2 separate regions of the Mus musculus genome follow, and region 1 is linked to region 2. The links are chromatin loops, found by intact Hi-C in ENCODE. Cell type or tissue: heart. All regions are shown on one strand.

The links. Peaks named below come from ENCODE experiments on the same cell type or tissue, not always from the same donor. Only the 100,000 strongest peaks of a DNase experiment are listed, where the experiment ranks them.
Region 1: a loop joins it to region 2, with 2.6 times the contacts of the local background. A loop is called at or near these places in 16 of 42 quality-filtered maps.

Annotation. Positions count from the first base shown.
Region 1 is chr13:23,942,810-23,950,809 of GRCm38, reverse strand. It overlaps Gm33516 (a long non-coding RNA gene), which reads right to left. Exons shown (of 3, transcript XR_382128.3): 3 at 1,695-2,061. Among named protein-coding and RNA genes, the nearest start is that of H2ac1, 12 kb to the right of the region's middle. In heart, no CTCF peak of the experiment used is centred here; no DNase peak of the experiment used is centred here; H3K27me3 peaks cover 1,352 bases.
Region 2 is chr13:23,833,919-23,841,918 of GRCm38, reverse strand. Slc17a3 (solute carrier family 17 (sodium phosphate), member 3) reads right to left here and starts at 2,485. Exons shown (of 12, transcript NM_001164743.1): 1 at 2,254-2,485. In heart, no CTCF peak of the experiment used is centred here; no DNase peak of the experiment used is centred here; H3K27me3 peaks cover 703 bases.

The DNA.
Region 1 (8,000 bases), 110 kb before region 2:
CTCCTTCCTTGCAAGTAGAACAAAAGGTACAGGCATGGCTTAGAATAGCAGAGTAAGCTCCTTGGACCCCATAGGACTGGAATTGCAGCTAGCTTTGTAAAAGAAAACTACAGAAACAGCACAGTTTTAGAGAGGCATCTTGGATGTTCCCTATTCTCATGAAGAGTCATTGTGTTCCAAGTATGACAGAGAAAGAGCAAAGAGCCAGAAGACTCAAACATCCTCATCACCACCACCATCAGCATTAGCATCATCACCATCAACAGCAGTGGCATTAGCAGCAGCAGCATCACCAACACTACCATCATCATTAGTATCATCATTGTAATCGTCAGTATCATCATCATCATCAGTAATTCCAATATCATTAGCATCTCCATACCACCACCACCACCAGTACTACCATCACCATCATTATTAGCATCACTATCATCACCAGTAGCATCAACAGCATCATTGTCACAAGCATCTATAACGTCAGCATTAGCATCATTATCATCCACAGCAGTAACGGTATCTTCATCATCATCATCTTCTTCTTCTTCATATCATTCTCATCACCTATCAAAATATAACTCCCACTTTTTTCAGTTTTGTAGAGTACAGACGGTAGAACAATTGAATGATAGAATATTGAACGCAGGGCAGTGGGGGAGTCGGTTGTGTATAATCCTTGCTTTGTATATGCAGTGTCGTTTACAAATCTGTGTCACTCTGAGTCAGCACTGTTCACTTCATGCACAATTATAGTAATCCTCGAGCAAATGTTAGTACTGTAATGATGTTGCTTTGCAGAGTGATCATCTGAGAGCCATTCTCAGCTGCTACATCAGGATCACAGCATTTGTGTAGCTCCAAATTACTCCAGAGATGGAAAAGGCAGCATTTGCTCAGTCGTCAAAGAGGGCAGCCTGCAATTAGATTATGCACGCTGTCGTCAGGGGGGCTGGCAGGCCTATTTCACATGCTGGAGGGCTGCGGGTGACCTTTAACAGATGTAGAGTCTTCACATAAAAACCCTTGAGACTGCAGCAAATAATGAACCACATTTTGTAGCCAGCTGATTCATGTTTTTGTCTCTGCTCCATAAGCGTTGGGAGGGCTTCCGAATGTCGGCCTTCAGAGCTCTTAAAGGAGTCAAGAGAGCCACACTCACTCGTGCTTGGTGATCCCAGAGGGCAACTGAACCCAATTTGCATACTTTTTTTTTTTTTTTTTTTTTTTTTTGATTTTTCAAGACAGGGTTTCTCTGTGTAGCCCTGGCTGTCCTGGAACTCAATTTGTAGACCAGGCTGGCCTCGAACTCAGAAATCCACCTGCCTCTGCCTCCCAAGTGCTGGGATTAAAGGCATGCACCACCACTGCCCGGCATTTATTGATTGATTGGTTGATTGATTGCATACTTTTGCTTGTCCCTTGACTCATTTCTGAGTACCTGCTTTTAATTTTTTTTCTTGACTTGAGTTTTTTTTCTCTCATTCTTTCTAGGCACACAGCCTGATCACACCTAATACAAAGCTTTGGGTAATTCATATACCGGGTAGCCTCAGGGCAGAGGGAGGCTCACCTACAGGTCTGGTCTACTTGTTACAATTAGATAAGAGACACCTGCACTCGATTTCCCAGATGCGCTTATGCTAATGGAGTGTGGAATATTTTCCTTAATTTATACTTCTCTGAGGACTCGAGAGTTGGGGCGTGTGAAGACATGAGTAGATATCTACACAGAGGACATTGCTTTCTTTACGGGATGTGTGGGGACTTTTAGGATCCCGCTGAGCACCTGTAAACACCGGTGGTACAAACCTTCCATGGGAACAGGACAGGAATGGTGTCAGGCCTGTGAGAGAAGCTGGCGCGCAATCCTCCTCCCCAAGATGGTGCCCACCGCAGCCCTGCCTCTCAGGCAACTGTTTCTGCATTTCTAGCCAGTTTCTTCAAAGACCTTAATGCTCAGTGGCCTCCTCTTGCTTTGAACCGAGAGATTGAGCGAGGTGCTAGCTCCACGAAGCTGAGGGTGGGTTTCTCCCGAGGCGATGAATAACCTTCTGTAACTTCCTTCTGGAAACAATCAGGGGATTTGACTCAGCTCGACCTCTGAGGTTTTTGTGACATAAAAGCAACTTTAGGCAGAGGGCAAAGGGGCAGGGGCCGGGTAGGGCATGAAGTTAAATCACCTGTCCAGAATTCTTGCCAGAAAAACTGCCCGAGTTTGCTCTGTATTCCATTTCTAGTCAGTGTTACTAAACTTGAAAGTGGAGGTCGGAGGAGGGGAGGGTGGGAGAGAGGAGAAGAAGTGGGGAGGGGTGGAGAAGGTGAGGGAGACAGACAGACAGACAGACGGACACAGACATACACACACACACACACACACACACACACACACACACACACACACACACACACACAGCATATGTGTGCAGCCCTCTGCCCAGCCCTGGAACTTCCTTCCCCTGGTGAAAAGGGTTCCTCACGGTGGATGGTGTTTGCCTCAGAAAAAGGTTCTTTTTGTGTAAAACACAGAAAGGGATCCCATGAAAACACAACGTACTGTGAAAATTGTTTCTCAGCCAGAGTGAGATGTCTGCCTAGCCAGCCAGCTCCCCACAGGTGCACACCGATACAACCCAGCCACTTTCAACACTACTCTTCTGCTGAGGGATCTTCTCGGGAGCATGCCTGCCATACCTTTGTACTGTGTTTCGGTAAGTGCTTTCTCTGACTGTCTGTTTTTGACTTTCTAAATTCTAAATCCTAAATTCTCTTACCCAACCACTCAGGATGGAAACACTCATCATGTTCTGGTTACCGTTGTCAACATGACGCAAACCAGAGTCACCTGGGAGGAAGAGGGACTATCAATTGAGGACCAGCCTCAGGTTGCTTTGTGGGCACGCTTGTCTGTTAAGGGCATTTTCTTCATTAATGATTGGTGTCAGAGGGTCCAGCCCAGTGACAGCTGTGTCACCGATAGGCAGGTGGTCCTGGGTTCTGTAAGAAAGCAAGTTGAGCAAGCTGTGGGGAGCAGACATCCTCAAGGTTTCTTCTTCAGACCCCTGCCCTGAGTTCCTGCTTTGGCTTCTCTCAGTGATAAACTGACTATAAAGAAACCCTTTCCTTTCCCGAGTTACTTTTAGTCCTAACACATAGGGCCCCCTGCCTCCATCCTTTCCACCCTTCATCCTAATTTATGGATTTGTCTTCCAGGATGTTTGGTGCTGACAAGTGCAGTTGAGCCAGGAAAAGAGAAGCAAATCAAACTTTGGAGGCTGAGTCCTGGGAAGCCACCAATCGCATTCTAGTCACCAAGCCTTTGTCAATAAGAAACATGAGGGCCTTTGGATTTGCTTCAGTTGTGTTTGGACTATGAGACAAAGCAGTTTAGAGAAAGGGAAACAGGCACATAGTGATTAGAAGTTAGCTCTTGGGTGTGGTAGCTCATGCCTGTAATCTCAGCACAGGGGAAGCTGAAGCAGGAGGATTGCTGTGGGTTTAAGGCATAGGCTATGTAGTGAGTTCCAGGCCAGTACAGGAAGAAGAGGAGGAATGGAGAGAGAGAGGGAAAGAGAGAGAGGGAGAGAGAGAGAGAAAGAGAGAGAGAGAGAGGGAGAGAGAGAGAGAAGACTATCCTTGAATTTGCTAATAAAAGGTCAGAGCATCACTAAATTAAATGAGCTTTGATGTGTCCTTGGCCCTTTCTAGAACACACACAGTTCTCAGTGGTGGGAGGACAGACATACTGCCTCCCTCACTAACTTCTGTGATTCTGGCTAAGCTGAGCGTGGTGGTTTGAATTCAGCATCCCCCGTAACTCAGGCATTGGAATCTTTGGTCCCCAGCTGGTGACGATGTTTGGGGAGGCTCAGGGGTGTGTGGCCTTGTAGGAGAAAGTTCTGTCACTGGAGATGGGCTTGGGGACTTTAAGGATGCCATTTCTAGTTTGTTCTCAGCTTTGTGTTAGTGCTTCAGGATGTGAGCTCTCTGCCTGCTCTTCCAGCTGCTCTGTCCCCACTGTGAAGAACTCTTTACTCCCTGGAACAATAATCCAAATAAACCCTTCCTTTATAAATTGCCTTGGTCACAACATTCTACTACAGCAATAGAAAAAAGTAATTCCCTGGGGTTCATGGCTTTGACATTGAGAAGAATTTCACAACTAGTTCATTTGTAATAAAACAGTTTAAAAAAACTTTTATATACAACCTTTAAGAGATTTATTTTTATTATTTTTAATTTCCTATTTGCCCACATTGTAAAGTTTCTGAGGCAGTGTAAAAGACAGAAGACAAAAAGAGACCAGAGTCTGACCTTCAACAAATAGGCCTGGGTTTATTAGCATGCACAGCGAGGGCAGCCTCTCTGGCAGGAAATTGAGGGGTCTACCGGGGAAAAAGCCTGGCTCCAGTTCTTTATAGGGGTGGAGTGAGGGGGTTGGGAATGAGGACATTGTTACAGCCACAGGGGGCTTACATACAATTTCCTACTCTCTCTTTTCTCAAATGATCTACTTCAAGCAAGACAGATTATTTGGGGAGACAGGTTATTTCTGTAATTGTTCCTTCTGGGATGACCAATAATGGCTGATGAAGGTTATATGTAATCTCACAGGATTCCTGTGGTACCAAGGTACTCTATCATACATGAGCACAGGTACCCACGGAGGTGGAGGGTGTCTGAGGTCCTGAAGGTGGAGTTACAGACATCTGTGAGCATCCTTACGTAGGTTCTAGAAATATCGCTCAGGACCTTTGTAAGATCTTTTAACTTCTGAGTCTTCGTTCCAGCCTCCGAGTTTAGAATTTTCTTAAAGATATTTCAAGATCTATTCGTGTTTTATGTGTGTAGGTGTTTTTTGCCTGCATGTATGTCAGTGCACCTCATGTGTTCAGCGCCTGCAGAGGCCAGAGGTGGGCATCTGATCTCCGGGAGTTACAGAGAGTAGTCAGGCTTCAAGTGGGTGCTGGGATGGGAACCAAGTCTGGGTCCTTTGTAAGAGCAGCAAGTCTTAATTGCTGAGCCATCTCTCCAGCTCTCCAAACATATTTTAATGTAGGCTGAAATGTGAAAGTTAAGAGAAAAAGTGGTGCTCAGCAGAGAGTAAGACACACTGAAGAACACTTTCTTAGCACAGAGTGAGACTTAGTCAGACGTGGGCACAGACTGACCCAAGAGAGATTAATAAATTCACTGTCTTGGCATCAGCCCTGAATACCTTATGGGTAACTCTCTGGTTACATTTCAAAACGTTGCCAAGAAACCCTTTTCCTTCTTTTCTCTCTTTTGATAAGAAAGATATGTGAGGTGGCTCCAGAGATGCCTAGGATGGAATAATTATCTGACAAAGTAAGACAAAATCCACGAGAGTTGCATAGAGATTTGGAATACATCCTTTGTAGGTAAGGTTTCTTGTGATGTAGCACTAAAGGCACATTAAGGAAAATCTATTTTCTTCTGTTGGAGAGAATGGATCTCTGGCCTGGATGGAGACCTAATATTCCAACAGGACCAGTCAATCACTGGCTAAGAGACCACATCTCAGGAAAGCAGACATACTTAAACGATGCTAAAGAGATGGGAGAAATACTAATCCCTTGGGATGACTTCTCCCAAAGACATTCTCCGTTATAGCCTCTGAGGAACTACTATGAGCACTGTGAGGTTCTTCTGCTCACCCTTCTGACTCACAAAGAGGGGACCTTTCTTTGTCTTTATCTTTGTCTTTCTTTGTCTTTTTGCCTTTGCTTTTGTTTCTTTTGGATGCTGGCCAGGGTCTACGCTTGCCTGTTTCAGGCATTTTGGTCAATTTCTCTGTCTCTGAAGCTCTCCTTCCTACCACGTGGTATTAATCCTGCAGGTAAGAGGAGAAAGACTGCTGACCCAAATTATGGCCAAATTAATTAAAGCAAGAGATTAATTAAAAGAAACCTTTAAAAATTCACACACATAGGCTGATTTTCCTGAAGGAGGGGGCTTAAAAGGTCAGCTTTGGATGTGGGGACAATAAGGTTTTTACAGCTCAAGGTAGGAAGATTCTAAATGGCAGATCTGGCAGGCAAACAGGCAGGGTTACAGATGCAAACAAACTGGTCATAATAATCTCCTGAAGCAAAGACAATTGCAAGGTGTTCATAGCAAGGCAGTCATAACAAGATTGTTGTAACAACAGGTTGTCATAGTAACCCTTTGAAACAAAGGCATGGTTGCCCTTTCCTGGAACAGGCAGTATAGAACCATTTGTCCTGAAGGTTACAGGAGGGGCCTAGACCCATCCTTGAGAAACAGACTTAATCAGAAACAAAAATGAACCTAGTTTGGTTTTGCTATAAGATAGCTTTCAAACCCAAGATGGAGGCAGGATGGTCCATCAATGGCTGACCTTCAGGGTAGCTTAGTTCAGATGGCCTGGCTTTCTCTTTCCCTCTTCCCCATTTCCATCTTCCAGGCAGCTATTGAGATTGAGACTTACATACAGCTTGCCTTCTTTGGAGTTTTTCTTTTAAACTAAAAGAAAATTGTCCTGAAGTTGGTTGCTTCTTCTTCTTCCTTGTCCTCGTCCTTGTTCTCCTTCTCTCTCTTTTTTTTTTTTCTTCAACTTCCTTGTTCTTAAACTTTATTAACTAAGACTAAGAATTAACAAGACAGGAGACTCCAATTTTCCTGGTAACATAGTAGTCAAGATAGGACTGTGTGGGGGTTGGGGAGCTGGGTAACAGTGATGCCCTAGAAAACCACCAGTTTGTGGCTGGGAACAGAGAAGAGGCTTGGAAGCTGTCAACAGTGCTGGTGAGCTCGCTGCATTCATTCTAATGGGCTTCAAGCAGATGCCTGACTGAGGGGCCACTCTTCCTTTCCATGTTCCCCACATTTTCCTGGCCTTTCTATCCTGCCTCACAGTCAGGGACATAAAGTATTAGCAAGAGTTGTGTGAAATGCTTGCTCCAAGGCACAGAGAATGCTGAGTTTCCAGTGCAAATCTGTATGGGTGAACACAGGAGGGGTTATAAGCATCTGAGAGGGAAGTCGTGTCAGATGGAGGGCCTTGTGGTTCACCATCAAATATACCCGTGACCTGCCCAACAACTTGATTTGAAAGTTAAGTTTGGTGTTTCTGAAAGAAAACGAACGTTGTCCTTCAGAGGGACAGACTGGTGTATTTTCAGAAGAGATGACGAGAGACCTAGGGCTAGACTTGCTTTCCAGGAATCTTGGTCAGGGTGCAGAACAACCAAGACTGTTATGAATTCATATGGCAAAGTCTGGCCACTGGTGTCTGAGGAAGTTCATAATGTTATTTTCTTTACAAATTTTCCACAATAACACATTTAACCAAAAAGGGAGGAAATGGAAATTGACTTCTGAAATTGAAACTTCCCCTCTATTCATCTATCCCAAGGAGAGAAAACCAAACACATTCCTCTGTAAAAAGAAGTTTGTTTAGTACTATGTATAATTGCAAATCCTCTTCCAAATCCTTAAATGCCCAGTGGTAAGGAAATTGCTATATAACAGGTGGGGTCCAAGGCTGTCTGTATGGTACAGGCATCCCAGAAGGGATAGTTTCAAAGCTATTATCAAAGGAAGATGCTGTAACATCTCTGCCCTGGGAAAGGCTAAAGCGTACAATTTTTATATTTTATATCTGGACAAGAGGCTCAGTGAATAAGAATGTCAACTGCTCTTTCAGAGGACCTGCCAATTCCCAGCCCCTACATGGCAGCTCACTACTGCTTGTCACACCTGTCCACTGGAATCCAGTGCCCTCTTCTGGCCTCTGCAGGTACGTTAAGTTTCAAACAAGCTGCTGAGCTATCTATTTAACAGATCAAAGCAGACTTGGCCTCTAGGTTCTCTCAGCATCCCTCAGTCCCTACTTGTTACAGGGTATGGCTGGCATACTCTGCCTTCTACCCTGAACTCTCCAGCCCAGGGACTGGGTTGCCCTTCTTCCAGAGACTCTTCTCTGTATAATCCAGACATGTTGGTTACCTGACTCTTTTTGT
Region 2 (8,000 bases):
CTAGAGGAGTGTATGGCCTGATTTCTGAGAGAGAGAGAGAGAGAGAGAGAGAGAGAGAGAATGCACAAGCTAGATGATCTGTGGTCTAACAGGACAATATATAATCCATAGGTGTTAGTTAAAAGAAAATGCATTTGAGGACCTTTGAAGAGTCAGTACCAAGCAGCCAAAACCAGGCTCATTCCATCTACCTGGGGAGCAAGGTGGGGTGCAGCTGGCTACTATCTCCTACTTCAATATAATAGGCATCCTGCCGCTAAGGCCTGGAACTACTTATCACTGGATTTATCAGAGTCACTACAGAATGCTTGAAGAGCTCTGGCTTGGGAGCTAGGCTCTCCCCAGTTCCAGTACAGGTTCATATTGATCTACTTTGCTACAGGAACAAATGCCACAGAACCCAGCTTTCATCGTGGGTGCTGGAAAGTTAACTAAGGTCTTTACATTCTACAGTAAGCACTCTATTACTGAGCCATCTCTCCAGTCCCCTCTCAGACATTTTAATTTGGTTAAGGTTCATATCACCTCATTGGTTTTCTTAATCCAGTATTCTTGCATAAGAGTAACCTTATTTTCTCTTACGCTATAGTTCTGTCTCCTAACTTATCTGGATGAGAATCTGGGCAATGAATGAATTTGATTATGAAAGGCTGCACTTCTTCAGAAAATTGTGGTAGTCACATGGCTGAAGCATAGCTGACTAAGGAAAAGATCAATACTTTCTGTGGGACAGGGCATACATCTTCGCAATGTCTGTGAGAGTTCCTGGAAGGCCCCTGAGTCTACAACGTCTGGTTCACTGGTTAGAACTGTAATAGTGTGGAAAGGATGAAATAGTATAAGTTCAGAGGCCAGTTATCTTAATTTCGGATAGACTTAGCCACTTCAACAACCATTTCTTGCCCACCTCTACTTAGTGTCAGGACTAACATTCCATGACTGATAAATAACCTTTTGAAATCTATTGATTTTTAAAGAGGATTACGATGATGACGGCTATTGCTAACAACTGCTACTGCTACTGTTACTGCTAGATTCTGATTCTGATACTGATACTACTAGCTTGTACCTATTCAAAGTCTAAGAATTTTATCAGGTAGCATCTGAGGCCTTAGAAAAACTTCCCCATCTTGCTGTGTCTGCCTCTCTATGTAGACTCTAGTGTATTTTAAACTTGCCTTGATTTATGACTTTTGTCATTCTATAAAACTATAAAATTCATGAGACGGCTTCCATATTGGGACATGAACATCTGGCATAACCTAAATCTCTGTTCCCAGACCATGGTCTCTCAAATATGGCTCCAGTATAATGTCATGTTTGCTGTAAGGTAAGAGCTGTGTGCTTTTTGTATTGATGATGTAACAGGCAAAGAAGTGATTGCTAACACCATTTTATCTAGAGTGGTTTTCACAATGCTCACACTGTTCTTCATGTCCCCAGCAGCTGTCAGACTAACAAGAGTAGTTACAACCACTGCTGTAGACTCAGGACCCAGGCAGGGCCATGGACCTCAGAAAACTCACTGACTCTCTTCTCCTAGGCCATTGAGCTCATTAGCAAAAGAACTGATGTTTGTTCATGAGACACTTTGACTTTCCCCTTACCATTCTCTCTCTGTCTGTTTCTCTCTGTCTCTGTCTGTCTCTGTCTCTGTCTCTCTCATTCAATTTTTTTTTTTAAATAACAAGTTCTGTTGGGTATGGTAGATCTACCTCCCTTGATTCTCTGGACAAGTCACTTCTACACACATACATGATTTTATGTGACTACGTAAAAGTTTTAAAAACATTCCTTTATAGTATGTGTTTCTTGGATCTGTCTCCACAGCTGCTATTGTCTCCACCAATTCCTATGGTGATCTAGCACAAACTCTTCAGTTTCCAGTCTCTCCTCTCCCTCTCTTTCTTCTCCTCCCTCTCCTTACCCGCTGTCTCTGTATGTTCCTCCTTTTCCCCTCCCTCTTGGACCCTCTTTTCCCCTCCCTTCTCCCTCTCTTTCTCCATCCTCCGTTATCTTCTTCCCCTTCTCTCCCCCTTCCCCCTTCCCTTTGCCTCTCCCTCCATTTTTCCGTCTTCCTCACTCTTGCTTCCCCATTGCCTTTGTAGACATAGGTTTTTACATTGTATGAACATGTTTTTATTTTGTCAGCAGGAGAACATTTGAAGTTGGAGGAGGGATGTATAGCAACCCTCAGCTGGTATTCAAGGACAGTGCAGATCTTTGGCTACCCAATGAAAGTAAGTGACTTACCAACTTAGTGACTGAGGTAGGCCTTCCTGTGTTTCCTCTGGACAGGCTTCTCTTACCTCTTACCAGACCACTCAGTATTCTGTGTCACTCCATGACTCCAATTATTAATCATTAATGACAGGCTGAAGCACCCCCTGCTTTCAGCTGTGAGCTTCACAGCCTTCGTCCTTGTCCAGTGTCTTGCCAGCACCCCAGAAGGATCTACTGGGTCTGACACCTGCAGGCAGTTATTAGTCACATTGCCTTGCAGTATTTCTAAAGACATTTCCTTTTTCCGGTTTGAAATGGGATAAGTTACAAATTAAACACATTTTGTACTTTACCCCCTCTTTTTTTTGTCTGGTCTTTAATTTTCTTTTGCTTCTTTGAACTATGTGGGCCATAATCTTATTTAGTAACGTTGTTAACCAAATCAAATGGACAAAACCCACAAGCTTCTCATAAATTCAGTATTTATTCCCCATGACTTTTTTCCTGTCTTAATTACTTCTATGTTTGTTGATAAACTACATAAAACAATGCTCGTACCTACATCTCAATTTGCACATGTTACCATGTACAATGGCAAGTTTTCTAACTCACTTAAGTAACCGCTTAAAACTTTTATACATGCACATGATGCATTGTGATCAGACCTCACTCATTTTTGCCAACAAATTCCTCCCATTCCCCACTGTCACTTTTCCCTCTCAAGTTCATGCTTCTTCATTGCTTCTCCTCCTCCTCCTCCTCCTCCTCCTCCTCCTCCTCCTCCTCCTCCTCCCTACTGAGTCACGTAGTGTTGTCTGTGTGTTCATAGGTGTTGAACTATCTAATGGAATATGGATAGCATCTTAGAATCTGAATCCCTGAAGAAAACTGATGCTCTCACCGGCTAGCAGCCATAAATTGCCAATAGCTCCTCGGCCATGGGTGAGACTTCATGAGCTCCCGCCCTGACCGTGGCGAGATTTTGGCTGGCTGGATCTTGCTCAGGTCTTGTGTTTACAGCCACAGCTGCTGTGAGCTCACGTGTACAACAGCGCTGTCTTGTCTGGCAAAGAAGGTTTTGCAGTAGATGTCCACTACCTCTGGTGCTTAAGATGCCTCTTCTACAATGCTTCCTGAGCCTTATGATCAAGAATGTGACACAGATGCCCTTTTAAAGCTGATCATACCACAGTCTCTTACTCCCTAGATTTTGACAAGCCGTGGGTCTTTGTATTAATCACCTTATACTATAAAAAGAAGCTTCCCTGATGAGGGCTGAGAAATGCACCGAACTGATAATTTTGTAGTTTGATTTTTCTTTATGGTTGAATAATCTTCCATGTATCATTACACATTTATCAGGTGATGGGACATTTTAAACCTTTTCATTTCCTGGTGATTGTGAACAGAGAAGCAATAAACATGAATGAGTAAATAAATCTACAGTAGAATATAGAGTCTGTTGAGAATATTCTCAGGAAATGTTCTGGCTTGATCACATGATAGTCCTATGTCTAGCTTTTTGAGGTACCTCCACATTGATTTCCAACAAAGGGGCTGAGCTCGGAACACCCACACCAGCACACCAGAGGCCAAGCTTGTTCATTTCTTTAGACGATCCTGCCAATAGCTTGGAAGTAGACAACAGATTCATTGCCTTCCAAGCTCGTGAAGGAGTTTGTCCTTGCCTCAAAGGTGAGGTGGTACTTCAAACCCACTGTTTCGTATAGGCAAAAAACAAACAAACAAACAAACAAAAAACAAAAAAACTCTACCTCTCAGAGGCCCCTAGGCTTATGACTCAGCCTGAGCACTGATGTCAAACTCATTCACAGAAAGGAATCTGGGTTCTGTGTGCACTGAGCTCTTCTGGTAGCTCATCTTCACTGTGGCTTTAAGTCCTGTCTTGCTTTATGCTCTCAATGCATCTCCTTTGGTTTTGTGTTTGACTCTAAGTGCTGTAAGAGGACAAACCACTTCTCCATAATGGGAAGCCCTGACTGAAGCTCCTGACTGGAGCTGTTGGATGTGTCATTGAGGTTAATAATTTGAGAAGTCTGGGCCTTGGGGAATGAGGATTTTCTGAAGCATATGTAGTATACGATCTCCATAGTATACAATCTTTCACTGTCTGTAAGAGAAAGAAGTACAGACACAGCTCATATACACATCTGAAATTTAAAGGTAGAAAGGTCTAAGTTCATTATGGAGTCTTAGGAGTTTTACCTCCTGTGTCAATTATTTTTCGCTGAGTCCTTTTTTAAAGAACTCTGTACTCTGGGATAAATAATCAACAACTTTAGAATTCACGTATTTCTAATTCTAAATTAACCAAGTTGGAATATGTGGCTTAGTTTTATAATTTAATTTTTAACTTTACTTTAAAATGTTCATGGTTTTAACCATGTACTTGGTTTGACTTCATAAACAAAAAGACCCAACATGCTTCTACACTGAAAAAAAAAATCCAATTTTGCCTCACCTGTACAATTAGTTTTTAAACATTTGAGTATGAATTGAAATATTTCTTTGACTTAGATCATTTTACTCACCTTTTAGAGATTACACCTTTTCTTCTCTGATGAGCTTGAAACTACTTTGTGTTGACATGAAAATCTTCGGAGCAAATAGAGTGCACACATCCTCACTTTGATTTGAGTATCCAAGGAATGCTTTCCTTAAGTGTGTGAACAGTTGTCCTTAATTATTATCTGTAGGATGGCTCCATGTCTGACCAACATCTCAGAGGAAATCAGTGCCCAGTTGAGGCAATCACAGAAGCCGGTTATCTCTAGGCTGAAGGCCAACCCCGGATAGAGGAAGGTCAATTTCTGTGTACTCTCTGCTTAAACCTCACAAAGTCCAGCATGGATCAGATGGAGTACGCTGAAGCTGGACACCACAGAGGCTTGGCTCAGTGGCAGTGGGCATTCCCTGGAACCTCAGAATCTAAGCCGTGAACCCAAATGGCGTGTCATCTCTACTCAGCATCTAAGTCCTCTTTAGAATTTCTGGCAAATGTTTTTGCCTCCATCCTTGGTCAGGTTACACTCTTATTTTGCCTCTTGTTCTCCATGACAAATTGGGTCATGGACATGAGTCATAAATCTAATATCCAGTCATGTACTGGTGCTATACTGCTCCTAGTGGGAGTTCATCTCTGTTATTTTGTTTCCTATTAACTGAGCAAAATGATGTCTGTATTTTCTGTTACAGTCCCATGTTCAATCTTGTGCTGGACTGCCTCACTGAGAATATTCCTCACCTCTTTTCTTAAACATGCTGTCTTCTGGTGCACTTTACAGTTTAAATGTGAAGTATGCCAGTAGCCAAGGAACATTCCCCCAAAGCTGTAAAACTACACAGTACCAGAGATAATGGCCACTTCCTTTCACTCCTTCCTCCCTCCCTGCCTCTCCTTGATTGTAATACAGTGTATTGCAATCATGTCCACCAACCATTTTTTTCACCTCCAGCTCCTTCTGAGCATATCCCCCTCCCAATATAATAATGCCTTTACCCCCTTTAATATTCTACTGTATCCAGTTAGTCTTGCCTGCATGTGCATGTGTGCATATTGACTTGTTGTAAATATGTCAGTAAGTATTTTTGATAGGATTAATTAATTAACTTCGAGACAAGGTCTTACTGTATAGCTCTGGCTGTCCTTGAGTTTACTATGTGGATCAGGCTGGCCTCAAACTCACAGAGATCTGCCTGTCACTGCCTCCCAACTGCTGAGATTAAAGGTGTGTGTCGCCACTCCCAACAGGGTTCCTAAATTTAACTACTTATATTAATGCGTTTTCATTCGTGGGTATACTTTTTCTGTTAACTTTGGTGCTCTATTCTTGAGGCTATTGCATTGACTTTGTTAATTGATTTTGGAGCCCTGAACTCATGGATAGATGTATATATTCCACAACTTAAATGCCAGTTATTACTTAGGTGTGAATTAAGGCTTTCCTGGCACTTAAGGTATGCCTTCAGAGAAGAGAGTAAAGATTGTGTCATTGAACCAAGTAGAAAAGATTTAGCATGTTGAATGTGGGCATACTGCTCTTAACTGGAGTGTGTGTGTGTGTGTGTGTGTGTGTGTGTGTAGGCCAAAGATCAATCTTGGATTCTATTCTTCAAGCACTTTGTCTTAGGATTTTTCTTGGTGTAATAAGACACTATTATTAAAAGTAGCCCAAATAGGAGAGGGTTTATTTTGCTACATTTCTATGTAATAGTCTATCACTAAGGGAAGTCAGGGCAGAAACTCAAGCATGACAGGAACCTGGAGGCAGGAACTGAAGTAGAGACAATGGAAGGACAATGGAAGAACACTGGTTTCTGGCTTGGTCTTCATAGCTGGCTTAGCCTGCTTTCTTATACCATCCCAGAACCACCTCCCACCTAAAATGTGGCACTGCCCACAGTAAGCTGGGCCCTCCGATAGCAATCAGTAATTAAGAAAATGTACTATAGACTTGCCTACAGGCAAATCCTATGGAGGCACATTTTCATTTGAACTTTTCTTCCTAAATGACTCTAGCTTGTATCGAGTTGACATAAAACTCCAGAACACATTGTCCACCTTACTTTTAAGGACAAGGTCTCTCAGTGACCTTCAACTTGCCAAGCAGGCTAAGTCGGTTGCCAGCCAGGCTCAGGGATTAACTCACCTCATCCTTTCCAGTGCTTTAATTACAAACACAGGTCACTAGGCCTTTCGTGCTCACATAAGTTCCAGGGATGAAACTTGCATCCTCATGCTTGCGGGGCAAATGGTAACCACGGAGCTCCCAGACCATGAAACAGTTTTATTATTCCAAGGTTTAGTTCTTCAAGATGGAGGAAGATTTTAATTCAGTACTTTTAACAATGCAAAGGATAATTCATATCTTCTTCCTCCTCTCTCTCCTTCCTCCCTTTCTCCTCTAATTATTTTTGGGGAGGGAAGAGGACGTGGGGGAGGGGATGGGGCTAAAACACACCATGTAGTTGAACCCACACAGATCTGCCTGCTTCTGCTTCCCTGGCACTGGGATTAAAGTGTGAAAAACGTCACTGGGCTTTCCTCCTCCTCTTCCTCCCCTTCCTCGTCCTCCTCTCCTCTCCCCCTTCTTTCCCTCTTCCTTCTCCTCCTTGTTTTTACCTTGTCCTACATTACCTTTATAAAGATGCAAAGTTTGCCTTGGGATTGAGTTTTGTTCCTTTCAAGTTCCAATATTTGTATTAAAGGTTTGGTTTGGTTCCTTATATATTGATACTTGCCTTTATCATCCAGATTCCACACCCACCCACCCTCCAGCCACTAAATCAGAATAGAGGTCTGTTACGATCAGCCAGTAAAAAGGATTAGGGGCCAGACCTATTTACCGGCTTCCGCATTACACAGTTAAGTTTTTACTGTGCTCATTGAGTGTGGCCTCTATTTGTCAGAACTGTGCTTAGAAGTGGTAGAAGTCCAGATGAAATTTTTGAGGGAGTGACCCTACCCACACACGAATGACCATTCACAACAAGAGCTTGGTCAGGTCAAGGACCCTGACATCTCAGACACGGGAATGGCAAGGCCTTCTCCATCAGGGGAATGGTAAGGCCTTTCTCTGGTTCAGATACTAATGCTGATAAACTGGTGATCATTGGCTCTAGAACTGTGTAAAAAGTAACAGACACAGATTCCTCCTCCCTGATGACCCGAGCCTGGGACCGCTCTACCAAGATCAGCTAACTACCTCCTCCCTCAGATGTATATAATAAATGTGCTGAGTATCAGCGATGCTGGT